Regions from separate parts of the Homo sapiens genome. Here region 2 is linked to region 1. Evidence: chromatin contacts called from ENCODE Hi-C or POLR2A ChIA-PET data. All regions are on one chromosome and are shown on one strand. Each heading gives the region's core, a stretch centred on a gene start or an enhancer-like site at or near the end of the contact. The rest is flanking DNA. Distances are from core to core; before and after follow the strand shown.

Region 1 (3,904 bases), core at 503-3,002:
TTATTTTATTTTTTCCTGTTGAGTTGTTTGAGTTCCTTATATATACTGATTGTTCATCCATTGTCAGATGAGTAGTTTGCAAATATTTTCTCCCATTCTGTGGGTTGTCTCTTTACTGTTGATTAATCATTTCTTTTGTTGTGCAGAAGCCTTTTAACTTGATGTAATCCCATTTGTCCATTTTTGCTTTGGTTGCCTGTGCTTGTGGGGTATTACTCAAGAAATCTTTGTTCAGATTACTGTCCTGTAGCATTTGCCCAATGCTTTCTTCTAGTAGTTTCGTAGTTTCAGGTCTTAGATTTACGTATTTTATCCATTTTGATTTGATTTTTGTATGTGGCGAGAGATAGGGGTCTAGTTTTATTCTTCTGCATATAGATATCCAGTTTTCCCAGCACCACTGATTCAAGACTTCCTTTTCCCAATGTATATCCTTGGCACCCTTGTTGAAAATGAGTTCATTGTAAATGTGTGAATTTATTCCTGGGTTCTGTATTTGGTTCCATTCGTCCATGTGTCTGTTTTTATGCCGGTACTGTGCTATTTTAGTTACTATAGCTTTTTAGTATAATTTGAAGTCAGGTAGTGTGATTCGTCTAATTTTGTTGTTTTTGCTTAGAACAGTTTTGGCTTCTCTGGGTCTTTTGTGATTCTATATAAATGTTAGGATTATTTTTTCCATTTCTGTGAAGAATGTCTTTGGTATTTTGATAGTGATTGCATTGAATCTGTAGATTGTTTTGGGTAGTATGGACATTTTAACAATACTGATTCTTCCAATCCATAAATTTGGAATATCTTTCCATTTTTTTTTATGTGTGTTCTCTTTGGTTGCTTTCATCAGTATTTTATAATTTTTATTTTAGAGATCTTTCACTTTGGTTATATTTATTCCTAAGTATTTTATTTTACTGGTAGCTTTATAAATGGGATTACTTTCTTGGTTTCTTTTTCAAATTGTTTGCTGTTGGCATATAAAAATGCTATTGATTTTTGTATGTTGATTTTGTATGCCGTAACCTTACTGAATTTATTTATTAGTTCTGATAGTTTTTTTAGTTGCATACACATGTATCATGGTTAGCATATATCCACATAACTTTTTTTGTGGCATCGTGTGCAATACGTACATTACAGAAAAATAAATATATTTTGTTGGTTTGTGTGTTTGTTGATGTCTAAATGATAAAGCTAAGTAAAAACTTATAAACATGATTATATTTGTAGCAACAACTTTTTATCAATATGGACACCACAGAATTTGTTAGATTATCTCCTTATGTGGCCTTTATAACCCATTTCTAGAAAGGTCAGAGTAAATTATGTTGTTTAAGCTATAAATTATCTATTTTTTTCCACTTGAGAATACCTTTTCCCCTAGGCAAGCATTTCTGCTTAACACAAATAGGTTTTAGGTCACAATTATTAGATGGCATTGCAGAGTTGATGGAATCAACACATCATGACTTGAAATTCAGGTCTGGGCAGAGTCTAGACACTTGTTTTGGTAATAGGAATATCTGGGCTGTTCATATACAGTTAGCTCACATTTGGACAGAAAACCTTTCTCCGCATTAAGATTTCGAAAGCTTTTAGCCTCTGTAAAATGTCTAGTGGTGCCGAATAAGAATAAGGGAAAAAAGTTCTTGTAGAAAAACATCCTTTCCCTTGTAACCAGTTCCTATTCACGTAAGAAGGTAATAGCTATTCCTTCATTCAGTAATGAAGTTGAAGTAATCCTCCAGGGTACTCATTTTACACAAAAACAAATTGCAGTTTTCATTTGCATCACTGGGTGGCGATTTTTCATAGCCTTATACTACTATTTAAAAATCCAGCAAGCATGGCACTATTCGTAATTACCAGGGTTTTCTCCTGTTATGACATGTTTAATTGTACTTTTAAGACATTATCTTTAAGTTGATTACAAATTTACTAGTGTAGTGGCAAGCTCATAGTTATTTTAAGTTAGGAAAAGGGATATTGCGTAAATGTTAGGATATAATTCCTTCCAAAACTAAGACAAAAGCATGAATTAGCTTATTATGTTATAGCAAAAAGAAGGAAAAATAACAACAAAAAGTAATAGGATATAAATGAAAAGGAACAATTTAGATATTGTTGTTGGTTCACTAATATTGTTGACCAAATATTGAATATAACTTTGAAGCAGGCAGAATGAAATTGGGCAAACACTATTGTAGAGATTAAAGGAATTGGGTTACAGTACAAGGGAAATGCATCATGGTTTTCAGAATATGCAGGTGCTTCTTCAAGTAGGGCATAAGAACTTCTAGTTTCCATTAAGCTAATTATTTTGTAACACTTGCTGAATTTAGAACCAGAATTTAATAATTCACAGCAGCTTGGATTTCACCTTTTAAAATACTTAAAACACATTGAAATATGTAATTTAGTCTCACCTTCTGTTTTCCAGTCTCAATGATCAGTCAGATATTGAAAATAAGTGAGTTATTTTTAAGATTATCTCCTATGGAATTCCTCATTCTGGGAACCAAACCACATATACATACTTCATTTAAACTATCATATTTTTATATGGAACTTTTAAAGGTAGTCTCTTCATCGCTGTGTTGTTTCCTTTATTTAAAAGTGGAAATTTAGCTGTATACATAAAAATTTACATTCTAAGGAATGAGGGACAGTAAGTCACTTTGATTCTGTCTAGGGTTGAAGGCTTTAATTAAAACAGTGACAAAAACTAAACAGGTTTTCAACATGTGCTTCCTATTTTTATTGCCTGTTCTTACAAAAAATGTATACCAGATCTTTAAAAAATTAGAGTGTTTATGGATTAAAAAGTAACTTACCCTATCGCTGTCTCCTTACCCACGTATCGGGATATCCAGAAAAACTCGATTTACATTTAATTTACTTAGCAGTTTTTGTGTTTTTACTTTTGACCTTTAAATTGCAAAGCAAGTATGCCAGGATTTTTCAACTAACTTCATGATGTAGATGCTTGTTTTTCTATTAAGAAATGTGGAGTTGTGTGTCTAATGGATAGAATTAACAGTATTTTCAGTCACTGTTACCTGATTCTGGTTTACCTGTTAATCTAGCAGCGTTTCAGTTTCAGTTTTTCGGAGGTGAAAAAGTTAGGTTAGGCCATCCCCGTGTGGGGTACACCACCCTTCCTTAACTCCTTGAATGTACAGTGAAAGGCAATTGCATGAAGGAAGAGGAGAGGTGCCAACTGTACTCAGAGGCAGAACTGAGCCTTCTGTTTGGCACAGTTAATTGTGGGAAAGTCATTCATTTTTTTCGGGGACTCAGTGGATTTAGTTGACTCAAACGTAAATTAGGGATCTATCTCTCTGTGATTCTAACCCTTCTGTGCATTAGGGGATACTTAGAAAAAAATACTGGTGCTGGGACCCATTCCTAGATTCTGATTAAAAGGTCCTGGGATTAGGCCCAGGAATTGATTTTTTCCCCCCAGAGTTCTCCAGATGATTCTAGAGTTCATGCAAGGCTGAGAAGCACTACAGTTCACTCTCTAATAATTGTATGTCATCAAATAATGTGTTGAGACACTTTGAAAAAGACTTCATAAAATATAAAGTTACAGTTTCTTTTTTAGTTGAGCCATAAACAAAAAGCAAATAAAACCACAGAATTTCTGGGTAATTACATTTCCTTCAATATATTAAATCATTAAATAGAAAAAGAGCAGAAAGCTTCATACATGATCCTATGAAATGAAATTTGTTTTCTTTTCCTTTTCTTTTTTTTAGACGGAGTTTTTGCTCTTGTTGCCCAGGCTGGAGTGCAGTGGCATGGTCTCTGTTCACTGCAATCTCCGCCTCCTGGGTTCAAGTGATTCTCCTGCCTCAGCCTCCCAAGTAGCTGGGATTACAGGCATGCACCACCACACCTGCCT
Region 2 (3,904 bases), core at 383-2,882, 37 kb after region 1:
TGAACCCGGAAACCCGTTCGGGACCCCTTCCTCTGCACGAGGGAGCTTTCCTCTTTCTTTTTCCTTTTTCTTTCTTTCTTTTTTTCTTTTTTTTTTTTTTGAGACGGAGTCTTGGTCTGTTGCCCAGGCTGGAGTGCAATGGCATGATCTTGGCTCACTGCAACCTCCGTCTCCCGGGTTCAAGCGATTCTCTCACCTCTGCCTCCCGCGTAGCTGGGACTACCGGTATGCGCCACCACGCCCAGCTAATTTTCGTATTTTTGGTAGAGACTGGGTTTCACCACGTTGGCCTGGCTGGTCTCGAACTCCTGACCCCAAGTGATCCGCCTGCCTCAGCATCCCAAAGTGCTGGAATTACAGGCATAAGCCACCTCGCCCAGCCTCCTGTTTCTTTCATCTATTAAAACTCCACTCTTAAACTCACTCCTTGTGTGTCCTCGTCCTTCAGTTTCTTTGGCGTGAGACGATAACCTCAGGTATTTACCTCAGACAACTCTGCTACTTCAGAAGTATTTACTTTATTAAATGAATATGATTTATTGTTTTGAAGTAAAATGTTTAAGGTATGCATGTATTTTTTATGATTTCCCACTTTAACTGATTTTTTTATTAAATGAAGAAATGGTCTCAATCACATTGGCTAACATGGCCTCTATTTATTTAATTCATCTGTTTTTCCCACTTTGGGGCATCAACAGCATGGAGTATTTGGAAAACTACTTGTATTTGTAAAGAGTAAAATGCAGTTTAACAAAGAAGTTAGTTTGTCATTGTATAGTTCAGGAACTCTGGCCTGGATGAGAGCATGAGTTTGAAATTTTGTCCTCAAGATTTTGTTTTTATCTTACCATCACCTTTTATGCTTAAGTTTATGATTGGCCATAATTATCAAATTGACACATTATGTCATGTGAAAATCTGTTTACCAAACTTTTCTATTAATAAACTTGATGTTTAATTGTAATATTAAGAGTCACAGAGTGCTGTAGATTCTGTTTGTCATAGTTGTGTAGCTTTTAGAGTTTAGGGAAATCTAGTTTTTAGAATTGACACAATGATTTTTAATTTTAGCAGTGTGTTGAATAACCTGTGATATACCATTCACTTATTAACTTCACATTGTTGTATAATAAGTTATAAATTTTAGATCAGATAAGAAAGTAAAACTGGTATTAATTTGGGAAGAAGAAATTGCAGAACTTGAGTGATTTTTCCAAATAATGTGTCAGCTGTAACTTGAATGTGTTATTTTTATCCCCAAGGGTATTTTGAAATATACTTATGTGAATTTCTTATAGTTTATTTTAACCATAAAACTATTTTGATATTTTTATAATGCCATCGATGATACTGTATGCATAGTGAGGGCATGGGTTGTCTGTTCTTACCACCATATTCCCAGCACTAGCATGGAACAAATGAATAAGAACGGAGTAAAAATGCATAATCTAAACTTGACTATGTGTGTCTTCAAAATAATACCTTTAAGTTATTTTGAAGGAAAAAACTATGTATCCAACAAATTCAAACAGATACTTACAAAATTAAGACGATTGTAAATGTGTGTTGTCCTCCTTCTCATTGTTTTTCACATCCAAAAATGTCCTCTTGGAGCCTCTTATCTGAGTAGCTTCTGTGGATCTGATGATGCTAGGATTTTATTTTTTCTTTTATTTTAAAGTTCTTCTGATTACATCATCTCTTTGTATAGACATCATTCTTGACAGATGGCATTTATTAAATATGGACAGTAGCAGGCAGTTAAAAAGACCTGCATGAGATAGGCAGGAACCTTTCTTTTTTCTTTCTGACTCTCAGAAGCAATACCAGCATTAGCTTTATTTAACTTCTAGATTAATTTAAAAAGAAACCTCTTTAAATTATGACTCAACAGGTACAGGGTGAAGTGGGGGAAATGTATGTGTGTTTTAAAGCTTCCCAAGTGATTTTGACCATCAGTTAAGTTTAGAAACCACTGATTACAATTAATTTCCTTAGAATTTGCTCATATATTTAATTCCAAAGAGGAAGAAAATTGAAATTTTAAAAAACATATGAGTATTTTTGGAGATGACATAACTTTCCTTTTATTGTGTTAAAAAAAGCTTTAAGAACTGTTTTTTTCTGCATTTTTATTAATTATCAAGATTTAGTGATGGTTTAGAGAGCTAAAAACACCTTTAGGGTGAATTCAGAAGATCTAGCAGATACAATGATGAAATATGATCAGCAAGCTTTAGGAGAGGATAACAAATGTGTGATTTTGAAATCTCTTCTATTTGAAACCAATCCAGAGTCTTGAATTTGATCCAGTATATAGTATGCTACAAATGGAAAGATTAAACTGGAGCAATATAATTAGGGTAAGCCATTGCATCTGCACTTGTATCGCAGCAACTGAATTTGAAACCAGCTGCAAAATGGTGACTAATCTCTCTGGCAAGCCCACATGAGAGTGTAGTACAATAAGCCAGCTTCAGCCTCATGAGCACATGTTTCTTCAACTTGCCTCTGAGCAGGTGATGGTGATGATGCAATCTGATTATACTTTTGAATGTATTCTAACCACAGTCAACAGTAGAGTCTCACAAGGGATTTCACAAAAGACTTCAAACCGACTGTATATTTTTCAGAGAGTTGAGCTATAGACAGCCATGGAAAGTAGTAGTTTTTTTTTTCACGTTAGTGACTACTGTACTTTGCAGTACTTTATAATCTTAAGTTTAGGAGGCTTTAGTTTTCATATGTGAACTGAAGATGAGAAGAATAATGTGGAAAGAAAGTACTTGTACTTGGAGCTTTTATTCTGAATTGTTCACAACAACTTACACTGATCAATTAAAATAATTAAATTGTCTAGACTATTTAATTCTGTACAAACAAGAGATGGTAAATCAGTGTACTGTGTTTAAGTGGTACACTAACCTTTCCATATTCAGAGAAGTACCTCCCTGGGTCTTGAACATTAAAGGTGTTTAATAAGTACTCAGTTTGACTTGGACTTGAGCCTTTATTTTTGAAGGGAATAAAGTTTCTTCTTCCAGTGTACCTCAGAGGGACTTGGTAAGCATGAATAAAGCCATCTGTTTGAAAATGTATGTCATTTTTGGAAAAGTGCTACAGAACCTAAAATACAGTCACAAGTATTATTTCAAATGTATAGTTCAGAAGTAGAATACTTAGAAATTGCTTGTTAATCTTAATTGTAAATAGCTAAAAAAAATATAGCTTGCAATAAAGGACACAAGAGCATTAAAATATAAAAGTCACAAACTATACATCTCTGAGAATAAAGGGGGAAATGGGATGTAAAAACCCTAGGCTGGTGGCACTCACAGTTGGTATACAGCAGAATGACTTTGGCTGCTTGTCAGAAGCGAATAACCCTGGGCCTCTTCCCCATCACTTCTGATTTTATAGGTTTGGAGTGTGTCCCAGGCATCTGTGTTTTTAATCATTTCCCCCCCTAACTTACTCTCCCCATCTAAACTTGAGAAACACCCAGACTACTGTAGTATTATGGTACTATAGACTACTGAGTATTAGTACAGTACTATAGTGCTGACTAGTAAGCTTCCTAATTGCCAAACAAAAGAAAAATTTTCACTGTCATCAAAAGAAATAAACTTTCTTCATGGTAATTATAAAAAGACTTTTTGAGAAAAAAAAGCATCTTCAATAGTGATTTTGTAGAAGAAGCCAATTTGTTTTTTTGTGTATTTTTATTTAAACATTTTTATTAAAACAAGGGGCATTTTACTGAAGAATTAAGAGCCTTCAGTGAAGGCTAAGTGCAGGTGTGCTGCCTTCTAGTAATCCAGACTAGGTGGTTAGTATGAGTTATGGGTTGAATTCTGTCCCCCCAAAAAGGTATATTTAAGACTTCACCCCCAGTACCTATGAA

The links. A loop is a pair of places that touch in the nucleus more often than their neighbours do. ChIA-PET counts read pairs that join two places held with the same protein, here RNA polymerase II (POLR2A). Pooled maps may share reads with other maps.
Region 2: a loop to region 1 is called in a map of psoas muscle, with 2.5 times the contacts of the local background. The contact joins the promoter of RPA3 here to the enhancer-like site in region 1. A Hi-C loop is called at or near these places in 2 of 168 maps with a recorded cell type or tissue (gastrocnemius medialis and psoas muscle), 2 of 37 single-sample maps with no recorded cell type and 13 of 50 pooled maps. POLR2A ChIA-PET finds 5 or more read pairs at or near these places in 6 of 52 experiments (CD8-positive, alpha-beta T cell, GM12878, MCF 10A and 3 more).

What each region holds. Positions count from the first base shown.
Region 1 is chr7:7,679,884-7,683,787 of GRCh38, forward strand. The region is part of intron 4 of RPA3 (replication protein A3); the gene reads right to left. All of the region lies in intron 2 of UMAD1 (UBAP1-MVB12-associated (UMA) domain containing 1), which reads left to right. Among named protein-coding and RNA genes, the nearest start is that of RPA3, 37 kb to the right of the region's middle. Within about 2 kb of position 1,753, at least 10 of the 41 ENCODE cell types and tissues checked have a DNase peak (open chromatin) inside an H3K27ac peak, as active enhancers do; they include Panc1, where a contact is called at or near this core.
Region 2 is chr7:7,716,975-7,720,878 of GRCh38, forward strand. RPA3 (replication protein A3) reads right to left here and starts at 1,633. Exons shown (of 8, transcript NM_002947.5): 1 at 1,541-1,633. All of the region lies in intron 2 of UMAD1 (UBAP1-MVB12-associated (UMA) domain containing 1), which reads left to right.